Linked DNA regions of Homo sapiens: region 2 is linked to region 1. Evidence: read pairs that join two places in POLR2A ChIA-PET (ENCODE). Cell type or tissue: OCI-LY7. All regions are shown on one strand. Links, peaks and the distances in the headings refer to the core of each region. The heading gives the core; the rest is flanking DNA.

Region 1 (11,200 bases), core at 1-5,000:
GTGGAAAATAAAATTTATTTTTAAGTCTTACAAAGATAGCTTTATTAGTCACTTCCTCAAAGAAGACAACCACACAGATGGATGAAAAACTACAAGTGCTAAACTTCTTAAAGTAATTGTGACTCATTTCACATTTGTATGTTTCTGTTCTTCTTTTTGGGCTTTCCAACCAAATGTTAGATATCAGCTGGTGTGACCTACCAGAGAATTCACAGTAAAAGGCTGATCCATGTTGTCTTATCTGTGAAATGAGGATGTTCACTGTTTCTTCTCAATCACTTCATCTGTTTCAAAAACAAGAAGCAGAACTAAAGTTATTTTTTGAGACCCAAGTTTGAAATCCCAAACCCCAGGGTTATCTCTGCCTCAGACAAACAGGAACAAATTGAAATAACCTATATAACCTGAGTGTTTAGAGAGACTGTTGGAAATCTCTTCCTGAAAATACAAAACTGCAAGTGGTTATAGTTTCCTGAAGCTGATCTTTAAAAGTGAAGGTGTGAAAATAATTCACATTTGACTGACACCCAGTATGAATCTGCTGCGGGATACCTTACTTAGAACTCTATGCAAGGTTATAAAGTAGGTTTGCTTTCTTCAAAGGAATAAAGAAGATAATACTGATTAGAAGCATGGACTGTTAAACTTAGAGCCAGTCTGGATTTAAACTCAACCTTAGAACTATAACAGGCAGAATTCTAAGATAGCTCTGTGATTCCTGCCCCTTGATATCTGTAGGTTTGTGTAATCCTCTCCACTTGAGTGTGTTTAAGACCTGTAGTTGGCTTCTAACCAATAGAAGACAGCAAAGGTCATGGAATATTATTCCCATGAATATGTTGAATCACATGACAAAGATGAAGAGATATTGTAGATATAAGAATCCCCCTAATAATGTTAAGCTAATTAAAAGAAAAATTATCCTGAGTGGTCTGGATCTAATCAGGTAAGACCTTTAAAAGAAGTAGATTCTCTCCTGCTGGCCTTAAAGACTCAGCCACCACAAGTTCCAAAGCTGCAAGGAAATTAATTCTGCCAATGATCATACAAGCTTGGAAGATGACTGCAAGCCTCTGATGAGACTCTAGCCCATGTCAACAAGTCAATTGCTGCCTTGTGAGACCATGAGTAGAGGATCTAGATAAGCTGTGCCTAGACTCCTGAACCAAAAAGCAGCAAGATAATACATGTATATTTAAGCCTTTAATTTCATAAAAATTTGTAAAGCAGCAATAGAAAACAAATATGTTTAGCTGTGTGACTGCAGGGAAGTTATATAGCCTTTCTGTGCATCTACAAAATGGGAGAAACAGTGGTTCCTACATCATGTGGTTGTTCTAGGATCAAATGAGTTAGCACATAAAGTCTTTAGAGTATCAATAGCTCCTAGCATATAGTCAATATTTTATCAATGTTAGCTATTATTAGAATCTTTATTTTATAGTTGAGACAACTGAGGCTCAGAGAAGTCAAGTGAATGTACCCAAGTTTAAATATTAATTCAATAAATATTAGTAATTCCCATCCTTTTTATGCTAGTTTAGGTCAAGCTCTGTATCACCACTTTCCACTTCTAAATTTATTTTGTCCTTTATACCCCATTCATCACTTAGATGACTTTGAACATGGATCTTCTCCTCAGTTCCTCACTTAGGAAACAAGGGGTTAAGATGGATTCCTTTCAGTTATAATATTCAGTGATTCTAGAAATCTCAGAAGTAGATCAATCAACAGCTCCAGTGCTATTTTCTGGCCTAAATCCATGGTGGAGGAACCCTTCAAGAAAAATTACTCTTGTATTCCAGTCTTTCCCCTCCATTGTCTCCAGTAATCCCTGGGGTAAACATTGAGCTCTAAGCCTGCAGGCTAAAAAATGCCCAAGAAAGAAAAAACATGGTTCATCACAGTGTAGTTTAGAAGCTGAGTTAACAATTTTGGCACCACTGAATGTAGGCAATCCCAACTGAGGAATTAATACTTCTCAGTGAGAAGAAATAAACCAGGAAAAAAAGACGTTAAAAGCGTTAAAAAGACAGAGCAAAGGCTTATGGGGAATGTGAAGCCGGGGAGGGAGGGGAACAAGAAAACACTAGTAAGTCATTTATTAGGGCCTTATAAAAGAGTAGAATTGGCCAGACACAGTGATTCACGCCTGTAATCCCAGCACTTTGGGAGGCCGAGGCAGGCGGATCACCTGAGGTCAGGAGTTCAAGACCAGTCTGGGCAACGTGGTGAAACTCCGTCTCTACTGAAAATACAAAAATTAGCCAGGCGTGGTAGTGCACGCCTGTAATCCCAGCTACTAGGGAGGCTGAGGCAGGAGAATTGCTTGAATCCATGGGGCGGAGGATGCAGTGAGTTGAGATGGCACCACTACACTCTAGCCTGGGTGACAGAGCGAGACTCCAGCTCAAAAATAAAATATTTAAAAAGTAGAATTATTTCTTTTGATGATTGCTCAGATCCATAAAGAGAGAGCATAGAATTTAAAAGGTTGAAAATATTAGGATAGCGGTTTTTACATTTTACTGCATCTAAAATCACATAAACCTGAGATCTGTTTAAAATGCAGTCTCCTAAGACCCACCCTAAGGATTCTGAATCCATCGGTTTTAAGCCCACAAGTAGGTATTGTCAGATATGGCCCAGTCATTCCAATACATGAGGTTTCCAAACAATACTTTGAGAGACACTGCATTTCAGAATGAATTAAGCAGGATTCTTAATTGCAGGCAAAGGTCTGACTCTTGAATTCACAGAAGGATAATGAAAAAAAACACAAACTTCTAGGAAGGCCAGAGAAATCAGGTTTGGAAGCTACATATCCAAGAACACTGCCCCAGACTACACAGCAGCATTGGTCTGGTGAAAACACCTCTGCTATCTCTATCACTTGATGAACAGGGGATTCTACAGCTTCTACTACCAACACCAGCAACTCCAGCAACTAGCTGCTGCCCTGGGAACGATGTGCAGCCGCCATGTACTTCTGCATGTCTCTAGTTTCTATTTCAAAGCATGAGATGCAGATGTCTGACTGGCAAAGTCTGGGTCCCATGCCTGCAGCCTGGCTGAAAAGATGGCCGAAAATGTAAATATCTAGCACTTTATCCTCCTGTAGGAGGCAGTGGGATATGCCAAGAGAGGAAAGGTGGATTCAGGGCTGGGTGACCAGAAAACAATGCTAAGTGTGAGCAGAAACAATGAAACAAACATCTCTGTAATGAGCTTCTATATGTATGAAATGTTTAAACATATCTTAAACATCAGAGTTTATTAAATTACTATAGATAAAAACTATTCACTCCCACATATGAATATATTAATAATTCAGAAATAGAAGCCAACTCCCCTCAAATCTAAGATGAAAGAAGTTCACAGACTGGTCAGTCAACTTATTTTTTGAACCATGTATTAGCTGATGGTCCTGTCTTAATTCCTTTATCTTTTTGCCCCCTAGTCCTGGCACTTACAGTTGCATTATAAACAATTGCAAGATCAACATAAACAGGTATGTTTTCTAGTTCAGTGGCTCTCAAAATGTGGTCCAGGTTCCCCACGATCCTGTCAGGGAGTCTGTGAGGTCAATATTACTTTCATAATATTACTAAAGCATTATTTGACTTTTTAAATATCAATCTTTCACAGTTGTATAGTGGAGATTTCCAGAGGGTACAAGAGTTAATGGAATGCTTACTTGCATACTCTTATAAATGTCTGTTTTGATTTTTAATACAGTAAATATAAATAGATATAACTCACATAAACAAAGCTTTTTAGTGTCCTTAGTAATTAAGAGTGTAAAGGGGTTCCAAGACCAATAAAGTCTGAAAACCACGGCTCTAGATCAACAATGCAAATGAATAAACAAAACAAAAACTCACTATGCTACCTCAATCTAATCAGAAATAAAGTGGGCCAGGAGAATCTAAAACAGGAAAAATTAACAGCAAGTACCACTTGCCATTTGTGCTACTGTGGTCTTACTAAAACAATTAGAAAATTTGAACTGAGGGTACAGTAAGAGGTACTTCACCTCATAGTACTTGAGATCCACAGATGCTAACTAATGGGAAGTATTCAGTATCATGCAAGAATAAAATAAATTCCCCCTCCAAAGTGGAGGTCCAAAGTGCTACAAAGCACACGGTGCAAACAGCCTTTGGAGTGAGATAAGCCTGGGTGTTGAGTCTAGGCTCTATCATTTGCTTGCTAAATATCCTTTACTGAGCCCCCTCCAAGGTTTACTTTACTCATTCGGCAGGGCGCTTGTCACAGCCACACTTCGCTGCTTTTAGAGTGGCTTAAAACTAATGGAAAACATTCATCAGAAACGCCCGCTTTAATCTCAGCCTACTCCCTGACCTCTACCTCACATTCTTGTGGCTTGATAACATCTGATCATCTGAACTACAGCCTTGTGATCTGTTTAACCTCTAAGATATCTCTTCAGAGTTCTTGCTTCAGAGCTCTTGCCTTCTTGCTTTTATTGCTAGCCCCTTTTCCTGACCATAACCTCCAAAGACATCATCATTTTTTTTCTTTAATCTGACCTTTTATAGAGGAGTAGGGGAGTGTCTGCTTTCTGTTAATCCGACTCACAAGAATGTGGGGAATCATGGTGTCAGAACCATACATATTCACAATGAGCACATGGAGGCCAACCCCTGTCCCAGAGATTCAGCTAACAAGTAGCTCCCAGAACCAACTGAGCAGTCGACTGTGCCCAGAGGGGATGTGGCCAAAATGCTGTCTCATCCATAAGTGGCCTGGGAGGGGGTAAGTATCCTCTCCAAATTGGTATTTCACAGCTCTGAGCTTGTAACAGTTTATTCTCTACATAACCATAGCAAAATCCTCTTGGCTTTTGTGTCCCTGCAATGTTTCCAAGTCTGAAGTCCCCCATGGAAACATGGAAGAGTCTCAACAATTCTGCCCTTTAAAATCAGCAGCAAACAATGCAAGAATGAACAGAGGAAAATATCTGACCTAGCATGGTGCTTATTTTGTGATTTTTTCAGCCTTAATTTCCTTTTCTTTTCTTTCTTTCTTTTTCTTAAAATAGTGTGTGTGTGTGCGTGCGTGCATGTATGTGTGTGTTTGTGTGTGTGTGGCAAAGTTCAGAATCCTGACCCATTTTCATCCACAGAGAAATATTTTCCAGAATTCAGAAAGCAGATGATTACCAGGCAGTGAACGGTCTCCTAAGAGACTCAGCATACAGTAAACAGCCAGCGAGACCATCACCCAAATGTGCCATTTTCTCCCAGGCACTTCTTTTGACTTGAGTGCCCTAGTGACCTGGATAAGTAGGTGTGGCCCATTGGCAGTTAAGAGAGGACAGAGCACCTTATACCACCTCCAGCAGTCTCATTTCTAATTGGCCAAACCAACAGCCACTGGGTTAGTGGTCATGTTTTCCAGGAAGAACATGGTGCAATTTACTCAGTTGGAGGTAGACAAAGAAAATTATTGTAACTCAGCCTGTAGGCTGCAATGACCTAATCTGATTTAGATAAAGAGAGGTAAAGGGTCATTCCCATGTCTTAAATGACAGAGACACAAAGAAGGATCTCCTGAGTCACAGTCTTACAGATTGGGCCCTACTTCAGGAAAAATAAATAAATCTAGGCCCACCCTTCATGTCCCTTTTGAAGGATTTTAAAAATTCAGACATCAAAAGCAAAGATTACATTGATTTGTTTTTACACTTATCTTCTATAATATCTGCAATCAGAAATATGCTGTGACATAGATGATAAATTATCTTTACTAAAATATTGATAAGATAAAAACGAAATGATCATAATATTAGAAATAGCTTTTATTGGATTTTTTCCCTATATTTGTAAGTACTATATATTATCATTTACTAGGTGCCAGGTGCTTGTCTGTTACTTCTAGAGGTATATTCCACATTAAATATACCAGTCACAACAGAATGGTTTATATTAGATCAATGAGCAAGAATGTAGTTGTTACAGGAAAGATGATTAAACAAACCACTCCTGATGCATGTGTTAAATTACCTTGAGGTAGATCTAGGCTACTGTGAGTGCAAGAAAGTCACATACTGGGCCATAAAATAATTATTTTGCATAGTGTAATACAAACTTTTTATCCAGCCACCAAGATGAAGTGGTTCGGTGCCCTTAGCACGAAGAGCTCAGGTTTGGGGGCCATATACTACTTTAGGAGGGGCCAGTTTCTATCACTAGTTGGGAGTGCTACAGCAGCTTATTTAACCTTTTTGTGCACCTTATCTTCATCTATTAAATAGGCACAACAATAGCTTTCCAGAAGAATTCAACTAAAGCTTAAATGAGGTAATAAAGTTCCATTATAGTTCCCAGCTTGCAGGAAGAAACTCAAAGAAAATCAGTTCTTTCTCACAGCAAATGTTGGAGAGGTGAGGTTAATGACCTCTGCTAAAAGTTGACTTCTATTACAGATATCAGATGGTCGGTTGATGTGTAACTACTTGCTTCTTTGCAATGAGCTTTTGACAGACAGTTATCTATCCCCTAGCCACCACTACTTCTTCCTCACCAGCAGGGCCCAGTCCCACTAGAGATAGTCACTTTCTCAGTCTCCCTTGTAGTCAGGACTTGGCTGGTTGGCAAGTAACCAAATATTGGACAATGAGACCTGAGGGGAAATCTGTTGGGAGGATTCTGTGAGAAATTTTCATCTCTAATACAAAGAGACATCCTAGGGAATATATGCCTTTTCATCAGCTGAACATGTGACTTCACATAAGTTTTAAAAGGCAGCAGCCATTTTGCAACCTAGAAGGGTCAAGTCCAAGGACAGCCAGTGTCTGGAGGATGGCAGAACCCAAGGGTGGAATGAGCCTGGCTCCTTGCTCACATGGCTGAGCTGCTGATCTTACCCTAAAACCGTTCTCTTCTAAATTGTTATTATATAAGATTTAAAATGCCATTACAAAAGGCACTCTTAGGATTCTGTAATATGCTCCCTAATTAGCATAGGATTCCTCTGGAAATATAAGAAAATCTTTAGCTATATGAATCCCGTGACAAAAGAGGTGATTCTGAATAGTAAAATAGTAAATAATAATCATAAAATATTATGAGATTTAAATATTTTTGAAGGAAACAGTTCTAAGATATATTATTTACTCCTTAACTTAAAATAGAAACATTAACCCTTTCTTCATAATTCAACATTAACAATGCTTCCCTCCATTTCTAATTTGCTCCGTTTAATCTGTCATTCATTTAGAAAAAAATCACTTAAAAGGCAACTTATTTACTAAACTTCTTGAATTCGGTCTTTTTCCTCCTTTAATCTATTTTCTCTCATTGATAAAAATTATTTGAGATTATTTACAGAATGAAAGTATAGACTAGGTGTGCATCAGGAGAGATCTTCTGTGAGTGAACCACCTGCTGATTACAGTGAATGTGCTACATGATTTCTAATTTTGCTGCTCAAAATGCCTTTTATCTTGTTTTTTCTAGACTGCCTTCTAGGTAAGAGTGAGCTGAATTCTGGGCAGGCAAGGTACTATGTCGCCTTCAATAGAAAAAGATAGCCAAAAAAAAAACCTGTATAAAACAATAGGTACCATTAGCAGAATGCTTTCGTTCCCTGGCTAACTGGATGCATGAACACACATGATCTCAGTTAGCCTTCTCCAATAGGAGGTAGTTGAGCCTTGGGATTAGACATGCAGTCTCCAGGGTTAGAACATCTGAATTCAAATTCTGGCTCCAGGAACCACTAACAGCAGAACTGCAGCTTCCCAAACTGCAAAGGAGGTTGATAATGAATAGGGGTACTGAGAAGGTAAAGTGAGATAATGCTTGTAAAACATATAGCACAATGCTTGGTGCCAGGAAACACTCAAATGATTACGACCATGATTTCCATTTTACAGATAAGAAAACTAAAGCCTAGAAGAGATAAGTAATTCAAGCAAATGACAGAGCAGGGACTCTAAGTGCACAGGAGTTCAGGGCTTATACTCACAGTCACACTGCAACACTAACGACTTGCCTCTCATAATAATCAGGAAAATCCAAGAGAAGGTCACATCCTTGGGCCTTGGACAAGAATGAAAAAATTTACTGTGGAAATGAAGATTTCAGTTCAGCATTACAACTATCTGATTCATTATCTCCTCCCTGCCAAAGAAATAAAAGGACATTCATTCCCTTCACATTTTTTTGTTGGAGAGGAAATTTCACTCTTGTTGCCCAGGCTGGAGTGCAATGGTGCAATCTCAGCTCACTGCAACCTCCGCTTCCTAGGTTCAAGCGATTCTCCTCTTTCAGCTTCCTAAGTAGCTGGGATTACAGGCATGCACTACCATGCCTGGCTAATTTTGTATTTTTAGTAGAGACGGGGTTTCACTATGTTGGCCAGGCTGGTCTCGAACTCCTGACCTCAGGTGATCCGCCCGCCTCGGCCTCCCAAAGTACTGGGATTACAGGTGTGAGCCACCGTGCCCAGCTCCCTTCACTTTTTTCATCGGCAGAATGATTCAGTGTTTGTGGACTGACTACATGGTATATGTAGTTAAGAAATTCAAATCCATAATTATTCTATCTAGACACAGTTCAATTCAAAATATTTGCTGGTTTTTAATATAAATTCTACATTTTTGTGCTATATCAAAGGCATTTCATATGCTCATCAATGTGCTAATTTTAGATTCTTTTCTAAATGTGATGATTCAATTAATATGCATTATAAAACACTTGGCAAATGAATTTGAGGTGCTGGAGAGAGATTCATATTTGTACACAGATATTTTTTCACCACAAATTCATATGAACTTGCTAATTTGCTCTCCTCCTGTTAAAATACTAAACATTCCTGGAAATAATGCATTTCTAAAGATAAGCTACCCATAAGGCACTAAACTTTAATGTACCTTTTAATATACTTCCTTTTTTATTGGAATTTTGCTTTTAAGAAAATACTATCCAAAAGATACTTAGTTCAATGAAGTATAATGAGTCACAAATAAATGTTTGAAATAGCATCATTTTCCTGCCTGCCAGTTGCCTGAAAGCTCAGAAATGTAGTTAGTCCTTGGGCATTATTAATCAATTTTATTTAATTTTCATAACTTTCTTAAGGACAGTAGTTCTACAAAATGGACTGAGTCCAGCACTATTATTCAAAAGCAAAAGAGGGCCATCCTGAAGTACTTGTCATCCACTGCTTCTCCAGTGTTCTCCAACCACAAGAATCTTAACTGTTTAACATGTCACAGCAGAGGCTGTATTCATACATTTGGTTTTGCACTGGACAATCTCTTCAATGCAGTAGGCAGAAACAGAAAAAAGTTTCCTTCTTAACTTTCCCTGGCAATCCATTTTAAAGAGTTTTCTTGAAGAGCTCCTTATTCTGGCAAAGTTGTTAGCAAGTGGTCATCTGCTGTCCAAATTTGCTCACCATTCATCCCCTTCCTACCTTCCTACCCTAGAGCTGACATCCCCCTGATTTGGATGCCATGTTCCCTCTGGGAGTGGTTCCTGGATAACTTGCCTGCATTACAATGACTTGGTGGAGGAGGGGTGTGCTGGCCACACACACACACACACACACACACGCACACGCACACACACAGACACATACACAAACCCCACAGATTTCTAGGCCCCACTGAGTCAAAATTTCTGGGAAGGGTGCCCCAGGGATCTCCAGCCCAGGATGTTTTTATGCACATTAAAACTTGAGACTCACTGCATTAAACAGTTACAAACCCCCACTAAGCACCTGGCCCTGATCAGCTGAACTTTCCCTATTTAAAATCAACTCCTGCCTTGGCCTCTCTGAAGTGGAGGTGTTTCCTTTCTCCTCCCTCACCCTGCATCTCAAATATTAATATTTCATCTTTTTTTCTTGATATATCTTTATTCTATAAGACACCTTTTTTTTTCATGGCTTCAGCTTAATTTGAGCTTTAGCATTGTACCTTCAAATGTCCTCCATCCATTTCCACCAGGATACCCAACTGTTATTTTTCATTCAATACAATCCAAGGCTAAATGGATCTTTCCTGTAAAAACTGATAGCTCCAAATAAATTTATTTATTCATTCATTTATTCAATGTTACTTATAAAGCCCCTACTTTGTGCTTTTATGGACCTTACATTCTGCTAAGGACCAGGAATGGGGCAGAGAGGTGTAAAAATAATAAACAATTATCTACACAATTATCTAATAAAGATTGTGGTGACTGTGAGAAAGATGAAATACAGAAAACAATGAGAGTTATGCATTTTTTTGGCAAAAAAATACCTTATAAGTGATGGTGTATCCTCCATGATGTATCAGGAGACATATGTTATTGATTTGTTCAATTATTAATGATGTTAATCGTGATATTTGTTTAAGTTATATCGGTCAGGTTTCTCCACGATACTATTTTTCTCTTTATAATTGAAAAGTATCTTGTAGGGAAACTATGCAAATATACCATTGCCCACTAATTTTAGCATTTGAAGATTTTTTTCCCTGAGACAATTATTGTGGTGTTTGAAAGTGGCCATTTTTCTATTTCTATTTTTCCTTCTATAATTATTAGTTCAGCTGACATTCTTGCTTGAAAGCTGTTTAATTTTTACATGGAATTTTTAAAATTTAAGCTTTCAAGTGGACCTATTTTCTTTATGGTATCTAGGTTTCTCAACATTCTTTAAAAGGTCTTCAAACTTACTCATCATAAACAATTTTAAAATATGTCTACTGATCTTTTCTTCTGGTACTTCTGTGGTTAGTCATTTTTGGATAAATACATTTGACCTGTGTGGAATTTATTTTTTGTAAGGAGTGAAAGAAGAATATGGTCCTTTCTTGACCGCTAGGCAGAATGGCCTTTTTCCTTCTGCCTCAATTATAACTCGGAATTGACTCCAGTTCCATGAAATATACTTAACTTACTTAATTCCCAACTCTTCCCAACAAAGTGATCTGCCCAAACGAGGCACTTAGTACATATTTATTAAACACACATACTCTGGAAGCGATGGATAAAGTTACAGAGAATAGAGGAATTGGTAGCCCAGAGAGGAAGCAAGTATGCAACACTGGAATGAGGAAACCCTTGTCCAAACTGAAGAGCAGTGAAAGAAATGGAGAAGGACAAACAGTTATTGGGAAAGATTCTGAGGAAAAACCATAGAACTTGGAAGCTAAGTGGCTATAATGAGATACAGAAGC
Region 2 (11,200 bases), core at 2,466-7,465, 580 kb after region 1:
CAATCACCTCACATCAGTCTCTCCTAGACACATGGGTATTATAGGGATTACAATTCAAGATGAGATTTGGGTGGAGACACAGCCAAATTATATCATTCCATCCCTGGCCCCTCCCAAATCTCATGTCCTCACATTTCAAAACACAATCATGCCTTTCCAACAGTCTGCCAAAGTCCTAACTAACTCATTCCAGCATAAACCCAAATGTCCAAGTCCAAAGTTTCATCTGAGAAAAGGCAAGTCCCTTCCACCTACGAGCCTGTAAAATTAAAAGCAGGTTAGTTACTTCCTAGATACAATGGGGGTATAGGCATTGGATAAATGCTCCCATTCCAAATGGGAGAAATTGGCCAAAATAAAGGGGTTACAGTCCCCATGCAAGTCTAAAACCCAGCAGGGCAGCTATTCAATCTTAAAGCTCTGAAATGATCTCCTTTGACTCCATGTCTCACATCCAGGTCACACTGATGCAAGAGGTGGACTCACACAGTCTTGGGCAGCTCTACCCTTGTGGTTTTGCAAGATACAGCCCTCCTCCCAGCTGCTTTCACAGGCTGGCATTGAGTGTCTGCAGCTTTTCCAGCTGCATGGTGCAAGCTGCCATTGGATCTACCATTCTGGGATCTAGAAGATGGTGGCCCTCTTCTCACAGCTCCAGCTAGCTTGAGTTTCTCCCCAGAAAATGGGTTGTTTTCTATCGCATCATCAGGCTGCAAATTTTCCACTTTTATGCTCTGTATCCCTTTTAAACATAAGTTCCAATTTCAAATCATCTATTTGTGAATGCATAAAACTGAATGCTTTTAAGAGCACACAGACCACATCTTGAACACTTTGCTGCTTACAAATTTCTTCCACCAGATGCCTTAAGTCATCTCTCTCAAGTTCAAAGTTCCACACATCTCTAGGGCAGGGACAAAATGCCACTAGTCTCTTTGCTAAAGCATGGCAAGAGTGACCTTCGCTCTAGTTCCCAATAAGTTCCTCATCTCCATCTGAGATCACCTCATCCTGGACTTTATTGTCTGTATCACTATCAGAATTTTGGTCAAAACCATTCAACAAGTCTCTAGGAAGTTCCAAACTTCCCCACATCTTCCTGTCTTCTTCTGAGCCCTCTAAACTGTTCCAACCTCTGCCTGTTACCCAACTGCAAATTCTCTTCCACATTTTCAGGTATTTTTGTATCAATACCCCACTCTCTGAGGTACCAATTTACTGTATTAGTCTGTTTTCACACAGCTATGAAGACATACCCAAGACTGGGTAACTTATAAAGAAAAGAGGTTTAATTGACTTACAGTTTTGCATGGCTGGGGAGGCCTCAAGGAATTTACAATCATGGCGGAAGGCAAAGAGGAAGCAAGCTTGGGCCTTCTCACATGGCGGCAGGACAGAGAAAAGAGTGAGGAGCGAAGTGGGGAGAACCTCTTACAAAACCATCAGATCTCATGAGAAGTCACTCACTATTACAAGAACAGCATGAAGGGAAACCAACCCTATGATCCAATCACCTCACACCAGTTCTCTCCCTAGACACATGAGGATTATAGGGATTACAATTCAAGATGAGATTTGGGTGAGGACACAGCCAAACCATGTCAATCATAGAGAGACCAACACAATTGAGATAGAATTTATTTTTAAAAATGCGTGTTATGATAAGCAGCATGTAGTTGGATGTGACCCATTATGACAATCTTTTTCTTTAAATAAGTACATTTAACCTATTAATGGTTACAACTGTCATGACCATGAATCTGAGGCAGCTACAGTGCTTACTTCAAAACAAATGTTAATTTCTGTTTGGAGAGTCGGCAACTTCTGTAGCTTTTGATTGTAAGTATTTAATGCTTGAGCCTTCTAAATCTTAGTGCTCTATTAGCAGCTGATGATTATAATGCTGCTGCTACTGCTGGGGTTGCTGCTGTTTTTATCAACATTCGGTGTCCTGACCTTCACTCAAAATTGTAGACTAAAAACTGCTGTGGCTATTTCACACTCATTAGGATGGCTATTATTAAAAACAAAAACAGAACAAACAGCAAATAAGTATTGGTGAGGATGTGGAGAAATTGGAACCCTTGTGCATTTCTGGTGGGAATGCAAATGGTACAGCCTATGGAAAATGATGTGGTTATCAAAAAATTAAAGATAGATTTCCCATATGATCCAGCAATTCCACTTCTGAGTATCTACCCAAAAGAAGTGAAAGCAGGGACTTGAACTGAATTTGTACAGCAATGTTCATAGCAGCATCATTTACAATAGCTAAAAGGTAGAAGCAACTCAAGCGTCCATTGAAGGGTGAATGGATAAGCAAATTGTGACATATACATATGGTGGAATATCATTTGGCCTTAAGAAGGAAGGAAACCCTGACCTACTACAAAATATATGAACTTTGAGGACATCATGCTAAGTGAAATAAACCAGTTACAAAAGGACAAATACTGTATGACTCCATTTATACGAGGTGCCTAGAGTAGTCAAATTAATACAGACAGAAATAGAATGGTAGTTGCCAGGGCTGGGGAAGGGAGAATAGTTACTTATTGTTTAAGGGATATGGAGTTTCAGTTTAGGAAGATGAAAAAGTTTAGGAGATGGATAGTGGTCATTGTTGGCTTTTAAAAAATAAATTCAGGTGGCACCTGTGCAGATTTGTTACATGCGTATATTGTGTAATGCTGGCGTTTGGGCTTCTAGTAAACCCATTACCCAAATATTGAACATAGTACCCAATAGGGAATTTTTCAACTCTCTCCCCACTCCCATCCTTACCCTTTCTGGAGTGCCCAGTGTCTAGAATGCATATCCCATTCTTTCCATCTTTATATCATGTGTACCCATTGATTAGCTCTTACTTATAAGTGAAAATATGGGGTATTTGATCTTCTGTTTTAGTTTTTTTTTTTTTTTTGCAAAGGACACAATTTCGTTTTTTATGGCTGCATAGTATTCTGTGGTGTATGTATACCACATTTTCTTTATCCAGTTCACAATTGATGGACACTTAGCTTGATTCCCTGACTTTGCTATTATGAATAGTGCTGCAGTGAACGTACGTGTGCAGGTGTCTTCTTGATAAAATGATTTTTTTTTCCTTTGGGTAGATACCCAGTAGTGGGATTGCTGAGTAGAATGGTAGTTCTATTTTTAGTTCCTTGTGAAATCTCCATACCGTTTTCCGTAGGGGTTAAACTAATTTACGTTCCCACCAACAGTGTATAAGCGTTCCTTTTCTCTGCAGCCTTGCCAGCATCTATTGTTTTTTGACTTTTTAATAATAGCCATGCTGACTGGTGTGAGATGGTAACTCATTGCGATTTTGATTTGCATTTCTCTGATGATTAGTGATGTTGAACATTTATCCATATGTTTGTTGGTTGCTTGTATGTCTTCTTTTGAGAAGTATCTGTTCATGACCTTGCCCCACTTTTTAATGGGGTTGTTTTGTTTTGTTTTTCTTGTTGATTTGTATAAGCTCCTTATAGATTCTGGATATTAGACCTTTGTCAGATGCACAGTTTGTGGATATTGTCTCCCATTCTGTAAATTGTCTATTTACTCTGTTAATTAGTTTAATTAAATCCCATTTGTCTGTTTTTGTTTTTGTTACATTTGCTCTTGAGGTCTTAGTCATATATTCTTTGAATATGCCAACGTCCAAAGTAGTTTTTCCTAGGTTTTCTTCTAGTATTTTTATAGTTGCAGGTCTTACATTTAAGTATTTAATCTATCTTGACTTAATTTTTGTCTGTGGTGAAAGGTGGTGTTCCAGTTTCATTCTACTGCGTATCCCTAGCCAGTTTTCCCCCACATAATTTACTGAATAGGGTGTACTTTCTTCATTGTTTGTTTTTATTGACTTTGTCAATATCAGTTAGTTGTAGGTATATGGATTTATTTCTGTGTTCCGTATTCTGTTCCATTGATCTTTGTCTGTTTTTGTACCAATACCATGCTGTTTTGGATACTGTAGCCTTGTAGTATACTTTGAGTTTGGGTAATGTGATGCCTCCAGCCTTGTTCTCTTTGCTTAGGATTGCTTTGGCTAATTAGAATTGTTTTTTTCTAATTCTGTGAAAAATGATGTAGGTAATTTGGTAGGAACTTCACTGAATCTGTAGATTGCTTTGGGCAGTATAATCATTTTAACAATCTTGATTCTTCCTCTGTATGAGCATGGGATGTTTTCCAATTTGTTTGTGTCATCTATGTGTTCTTTCATCAGTATTCTGTTGTTCTCCTTGTATAGATCTTTTACCTTATTAGTTAAATGCATTTTTAGATATAGTATTTTTTGTGGCAAATGTAAGTGGGATTGAGTGTTTGATTTGGTTCTCAGCTTGAGTGTTGCTGGTGTATAGGAATGCAACTGATTTTTTTGTGCATTATTTTTGTATCCTGAAACTGTACTGAAGTCATTTATCAGGTCTAGGAGTCCTTTGGAGCAGTCATTAGGCTTTCTAGGTATAGGATCATGTCATCAGCTAGCAGAGATAATTCTACTTCTTCTTTTCCTATTTGTATTACTTTTATATCTTCTTCACACCTAATTGCTCTGACTAGGACTTCCAGTAATATGTTGAATAGGAGAAATGAGAGTAGACATCCTTGTCTTGCTCCCATTCCTAGGGAGTGTATTAGTCCATTTTTACACTGCTATAAAGAACTGCCAGAGATAATTTATAAAGTAAAGAAGTTTAATTGACTAACAGTTCTGCATGGCTGGGAAGGCCCCAGGAAACTTATAATCATGGCAGAAGGGGAAGCAGGCACTTCTTACATGGCAGCACATGAGAGAGCACCTGTGAAGGAGGAACCGTCAAACACTTTAAATACCATCAGATCTTGTGAGAACTCACTGTCATGAGAACAGCATGGGGAAAACTGCCCCCATGACCTAATCACCCCCAACCCCCGACACATGGGGATTACAATTTGAGATTAGATTTGGTTGGGGACACAGAGCCCAAACCATATCGGGGAAATGCTTTCAATTTTTCACCATTCAGTATGATGTTGGCTGTGGGTTTGCCATGTATGGCTCTTATTATTTTTAGTTAAGTTCCTTTGATGCCTAGTTCGTTGGAGGGTTTTTATTGTGAAAGGATGTTGGATTTTATTGAATGCATTTTTTGCATTTATTGAGATAATAATATGGTTTTTGTTTATGTGGTGAATCACCTTGATTTGTGTATGCTGAACCATCCTGGCATACCAGAAATAAAACCCACTTGATCACGATGAAATATCTTTTTGATGTGCAGCTAGATTCAATTTGCTAGCATTTCATTAAGAATGTTTGTGTCTGTGTACATCAGGGATATTGGCCTATAGTTTTCTTCCTTGATTGTGTCCTTGCCAGATTTTGGATGATACTGGTTTCATAGAATGAGTTGGGGAAGAATGCCTCCGCCTCAGTGTTTTGGAATCGTTTCATTGAGATTGGTACCAGCTTCTTTGTAAGTCTGGTAGAATTTGGCCATGAGTCTGTCTAGTCCTGAATTTTTGTTTTTCTTTTTTGGTTTGTAGATTTTTTGTTACTAATTCAATTTTCTAGCTCATTATTGGTCTGTTCAGCATTTTAATTTCATCTTGATTCAATCTTGTGAAGTTGTGTGTTTCCAGGAATTTATCCATCTCCTCTAGGTTTTCTAGGTGGTGTGCATAGAGATATTCATAATAGCTTCTGAGAATCTTTTGTATTTATGCAGTATCAGTTGTAATGTCACCCTTGTCATTTTTTGATTATGCTTATTTGAATATTCTTTTTCTTGGTTAATGTAGCTACTGGTCTATCAATGTTGTTCATCCTTTCAGAGAACCAACTTTTCATTTCGTTGATCTTTAGTATATTTTGTTGGTCACAATTTTATGTCATTCTGCTCTGATCTTTGTTAATTCTTTTGTTCTTCTATCTTTGGGTTTGGTTTGTTCTCATTTTTCTAGTTCTTTTAGATGTGACATTGGGTTGTTAATCTGAGATCTTTCTATCTTTTTGATGTAAACATTTAGCAGAATAAACTTTCCTCTTAGCCCTGCTTTTGCTGTATCCCAGGGATTTGGATATTTTGTTTCTATTTTCACTTGTTTCAAAACATATTTTGATTTGTGCTTTAATTCTTTTGTTTACCCAAAAGTCATTCAGCAGCAAGTTGTTTGTTTGGTTTCCATGTTCTTATGTGGTTTTTGATAGTTCCTCTTGGTATGATTCCTGATTTTATTCCACTGTGGTCTGAGAAGATGCTTGATATGATTTTGATGTTTTTAAATGTATTAAGATTTGCTATATGGCCAATCATATAGTCAATTTTAGAGACTGTTCTGTGCACAGATGAGAAAAACATACATTCTGTGGTTGTTGGATGCAGTGTTCTGTGGTGTTTACTGGGTCCATTTGGTCAAGAGTCCAATTTAAGTCCAGATTTTCTTTGTTGTTTTCTGCCTCAGTGTTCTATCTAGTGCCGTCAGCATGGTGTTGAAACCCCCTACTATTATTGTAAGGCTGTCTATCTCTTCTCTTTAGGTCTAGTAGTATTTGTTTTCTAAATCTTGGTGCTCCGATGTTGAGTAAACATACATTTAAAATAGTAGAATTTTCTGATTGAATTGAACCCTTTATCATTATATAATACCCTTCTTTGTCTTTTTTTTTTAATGTGTTTGTTTTAAAGTCTCTTCTATCTCACACAGGAATAGCAACCCTTACTCTTTTTTGTTTTCCATTTGTGTGATAGATCTTTCTCCATTCTGTTGTTTTGAGACTGTGGCTGTCATAATGTGTGACATTGGTCTCTTGAAAACAGTAGATGGTTGGGTCTTGTTTTTTTTAATCTAGTTTGCCAATCTGTGTTTCTCAGGTGGGGCTTTTATGCTGTTATGTTCAAGGTTAATATTGATATGTGAGGTTTTGTTCCTGCCATAGTGTTGTTAGCTAGTTACTTTGTATTCTCAATTGTGTAATTGCTTTATAGGATCCGTGTACTTTGGCCTTATGTGTACTTTTATGGTAGCAAGCATTGTTCTTTTGTTTTCATGTTTAGAACTTCTTTGAGCTTTTCTTGTAGGACTGGTCTGGTAAAGAAGAGTTCCCTTAGCATTTGCTCATCTGGGAAAACTTTATTTGTCCTTCATTTATGAGGTGTAGTTTGGCAGGGTATAAAATTCTTGGCTGACTTTTTTTTTTTTTCCTTTAGAGAGTTAAAAATATACCCCCAATCTCTTCTTGCTTGTAAGGCTTCTACAGAGAAGTCCACTGTTAGTCTAATGGTATTTCCTTTATGGGTAATTTATCCCTTTTTTTCAGGTGCCTCCCTTTGAGAATTTTTTTTTCATGTTGACCTTGGATAGTCTGATAATTATAGGCCTTGGTGACTATCATCTTCTGTAGTATCTTGCGAGAGTTTTCTAAATTTCTTATATCTGGATGTTGATGATTCTAGCAAGGTTAGTAAGATTTTCCTGAATTACTGTCTCCAATATGTTTTCCAGGTTGCTTTCTTTTTCTTCTTCTCTCTCAGGAATACCAACCAGTTGTATGTTTGTTCACTTTACATAATCCCATATTTTTCAAAGGCTTTCTTCATTTTTCTAAATTCTTTTTTATTTTTGTCTGACTGGATTAATTTGAAAGACCACATTTCAAGCTCTGAAATTCTTTCTTCTGCTTGTCTAGGTTATTGTTAAAGCTTCCAACTGTATTTTGAAATTCTTTCCATGAATTTTTTCATTCCAGAAGTTCTAATTGTTTGGGTTTTTTTTCTTTTTTTGACATAGCTGTCTCATCTTTTATAGCCTGAATTGTTTTTCTGGTTTCTTTGTATTGGATTTCAACTTTCTCTTGGATCTCATTGAGTTTCCTTAAAATCCATATTTTGAATTATTTGTCTGCCATTTCAGACTTTTCATTTTTGTTAGGACCTATTGCTACAGAGCAAATGAAATACTTTGGAGGTGTCAATCCACTCTAGGTTTTTTTTTGCTACTAGAGTTCTTGCACTGATTCCTTCTCATATGAGGGATCTGTCACGTTTATTTTTTAATTTTCTGTCCTTTTGATAGGACTTTTACATTTTGTAATTCTTTTTTATCTTGAGGGTATGTTGTATGTTGTGTATGATCATTTGGCCTCCTTTCCAGGTGCTTTCAGAGGACCAAGGTGCTGTATGGGTCCTTCATTGTGGGTAGCTTTTGTGTGGTGGCTTTCTCGGATGCTGCTTGTTGTAGCAATATATTTGACATATGAGCTAACACTCTATCTACTGCTTGGCTGAGGGTATGGAAGTCTCATCACATACACTAGCACTCAGCCCTTCTGGCAGCAGGTGTTTTATTTGGTGGTGGAGTTCAAGCTCTAGTCCAGTAGGTGGCACTTAAGAGTAAGAGCTGGCCCACCCACAGGTAGATTGATGATGAGCGGAAGCACCTGCCCTGATATAGAGGGGAGGAGATTTTGTTGGAGCATGCTGAGGTCTTTGGGGAAGGAGCAGTTGGGGAAGTGCACCAGCTCCTCATCCTGACCAGGCAGGAATGCCAGCTGCTTCCCCTATCACACCATGTCACAGGGCTCCCAGCCTTCAGTTCATAAAGACTTTTTCCTTTGGTTCCCAGCTGCAATGTGGCTATGGGCTACTGATATACCATTTTGGCAGCTACCACCAAGATGGTCTTGGGGCAGAGCCCCTTCCCCCAGTCCAGAGCAGACAACTCTGTGGCTTGTCTGTGTCCTCCATTGCCAGGATGCTGCTGTTTTGTGTAGGGTCAGGGAGTTGGGCCCTGCCCTTTGTGCAAGCCCAAGCAGCATGGGCTCACTTTCAGCGAGTGTGGATTCACTACAAAAAGTGTGATAAGTGCTTTCTCCAGGTGCACATATACCAGCCCCCAGCCAGAAGAACCACTACTGCATCCTCAACAGTGGCTAAAGGTGGCAAGGGGTGGATGACTCCCTCTCCACAACCCTTCCTAGCCATCAGTGCTACCCCCTTCACCGATTGGTGCCACTTCCTTCATTTCCTTTGTCCCAAGGGAGACTTTAGTGGGCTGTGCTCCCCATTGCCTTCAGGGCAGCCCACCAAGGGTGAGATCTCCAGGGCTCCCACAGCTCCACAGGGACCCAACAGCCCCATGTTTGCCAGAGACAGAATGGGTTGTGGGGTATGTTTGTGGGGAATCTCGTGGTGTGGTGACTCAAGGGCAGAGATTCCCTGGGCAGGGCAGTGTCCCACCACAGGTGCACAACCAGCATGGCTCAGTTCAGCCATGTCAGTTCAGGTCTGAGGGGAGTGTAGGCATGCTTAACATGAGCTGGCCACCTGGTTCTTTGCCCCTGGAAAATTCCCCCAAGTCACCACTGACAGCATTGCCCGTGATCCAGAGGGCAGAGGGGCTCCCCAACAGTTTGACAGTCAGTGAATTGTTGCAGGGGTGAAGGGAGCAGAGAAGCACACCCACTACCCCTTAGCACAGGGTTCTGAGTTCCTCAGGGGTCAATCTCTGCCAGACCCTTGCTGCTTTTTTTTTCTGCATCTCAGCTTTTTCCCCTGGGCACTCTGTCAGGTCCTGGATCTCTTCTGTAAGTTTTGCATTTGGAACTTGTCCATTCACAGATAACTTTGATCTTTCTGAAAAGAGCTGGCATCTGATGTCACTAGACAGGCATCTTGAAAACCAGCAGCTTGATGGTGACTGTTATAGAACAAAGTGAACATACTCAATGCTACTGAACTGTATATGTAAAATAGGTTAAAACAGTAAATTTTATGTATATTTTACGAAACACACACAAAAAAATCAAATCCTGCTCTGCCTATACCCAGGAATAGTCTTCCATTGTCGCTGGGGTGTTGATGTAATGATCAGTCTTAATGCTTTGAGAGAAGTCAATTCTGTTATCCCTTTCTAAAGCTGCTCTTTCAACAGTGGAGAGGTGGAAACAAGAATATTACCTAGGAATGCCTTCTGTTTGTGTAGCACTTTATGTTTGAAGGAAGGCTTTTATGTGAGTAATTCATTTAATCCTCATGGCAGCCTTGTAAGGTCAGTAGTGTTGCTCCCTTTTAATTGATGGAAAAAAGTGAAGCCTGAGAGATTAAGTTGTCCAAGATTACAGGGCTATTAAAGGATGCAGAGGTTCAAATACTTATCTTCTGACTCTATAGCCATTGATTTCCCAAAGTAGAGAAATAATTGTCAACTTACTGTGAGCTTTACATTTAAAATGCCAAAAGCTAGGTGATATTCTTGTTAAACTGAATAAAGAAAAGAAAAAGAAAAATAGCATCATTAACTTCCCCGTGACCAAGGAATAATGATTATGCTGAATTTATGCTCTAGATCCTATTAACATATTTGTGGCTTTTTATACTGCTCTATTTTCAAACTTTGATCACGTTTAAATTCTGCTTGACTCTTTGTATTTTTAGACTTTAGCTTCTGAAAACACACTCTGATTTAGGGTTGGGGGAGCTTTTCCCCAAAACTTACTGTTTTCAGTCATAGCTATTCAAATTTTCATCTAAATTTTCAAAATAAATGTACAATTCAAATAAAAATAAGTAGGCAGGTTGTTCTCTCATTGTTATGCGAGAACTATTTCACTTTAGGTCTTAAATTTCATGTTTTATTGCTCTCCGTGGAGTGGATGGTTAATGTAAATGGGAGAAACCTGGCATCACACCATCACTGGTCTTAGTGACTTTACGAGTTTCCCCTGGAACAAATAGCTGGGTCAGTGCAACCTCCCAATTCTCAGCATGCAGCTAGCATTCATTTTCCTTTGAAGCCTGACATAGATAAGTCAACTCAGAGCCCCAACTTCCCTGCTTCAGAATGCTGACCTAGTAGTTTTCTCTGTTGCTGGGAAGATGTGGTACTGTATGGAAGAGGGGTGGCATTGATACCCCGTCACTGTGAACAAGCCTCCCTGAGTTTATTAACTGATAACATAAATAAAACTTCCTAAGGCAATATGCAATAGATTTCTCACTGTGGTGGTATTCTGTGAAAGAAATTGAGATTTTCCACTCCTGAGTCCTTCCCTCTGTACAGAACCTGTAAAGTCTTCACTGACAGGTTACACATTGAACATTCAAAGAGATGGCCCCTCTATTTCCTCTTTCAAGTTGTTCCAGCTACTGTGAGGTGAAAATACTGTACAGCCCAGCTTACCATTGCATTTACTGCACAAATTCTG

The links. ChIA-PET counts read pairs that join two places held together with the same protein. Peaks named below come from ENCODE experiments on the same cell type or tissue, not always from the same donor. Only the 100,000 strongest peaks of a DNase experiment are listed, where the experiment ranks them.
Region 2: POLR2A ChIA-PET joins it to region 1 with 6 read pairs; 1 of 35 experiments calls an interaction of 5 or more read pairs at or near these places.

The regions. Positions count from the first base shown.
Region 1 is chr10:88,890,740-88,901,939 of GRCh38, reverse strand. STAMBPL1 (STAM binding protein like 1) reads right to left here. Exons shown (of 11, transcript NM_020799.4): 2 at 202-284. The coding sequence starts at 231. Among named protein-coding and RNA genes, the nearest start is that of STAMBPL1, 16 kb to the right of the region's middle. RefSeq lists enhancers at 1-34, 3,012-3,101. In OCI-LY7, for the core only: no CTCF peak of the experiment used is centred there; a DNase peak (open chromatin) is centred at 209; H3K4me3 peaks cover 1,309 bases; H3K27ac peaks cover 1,969 bases.
Region 2 is chr10:88,316,151-88,327,350 of GRCh38, reverse strand. The region is part of intron 5 of RNLS (renalase, FAD dependent amine oxidase); the gene reads left to right. All of the region lies in intron 1 of LOC101929727 (a long non-coding RNA gene), which reads right to left. Among named protein-coding and RNA genes, the nearest start is that of RNLS, 260 kb to the left of the region's middle. In OCI-LY7, for the core only: no CTCF peak of the experiment used is centred there; a DNase peak (open chromatin) is centred at 4,820; H3K27ac peaks cover 1,335 bases.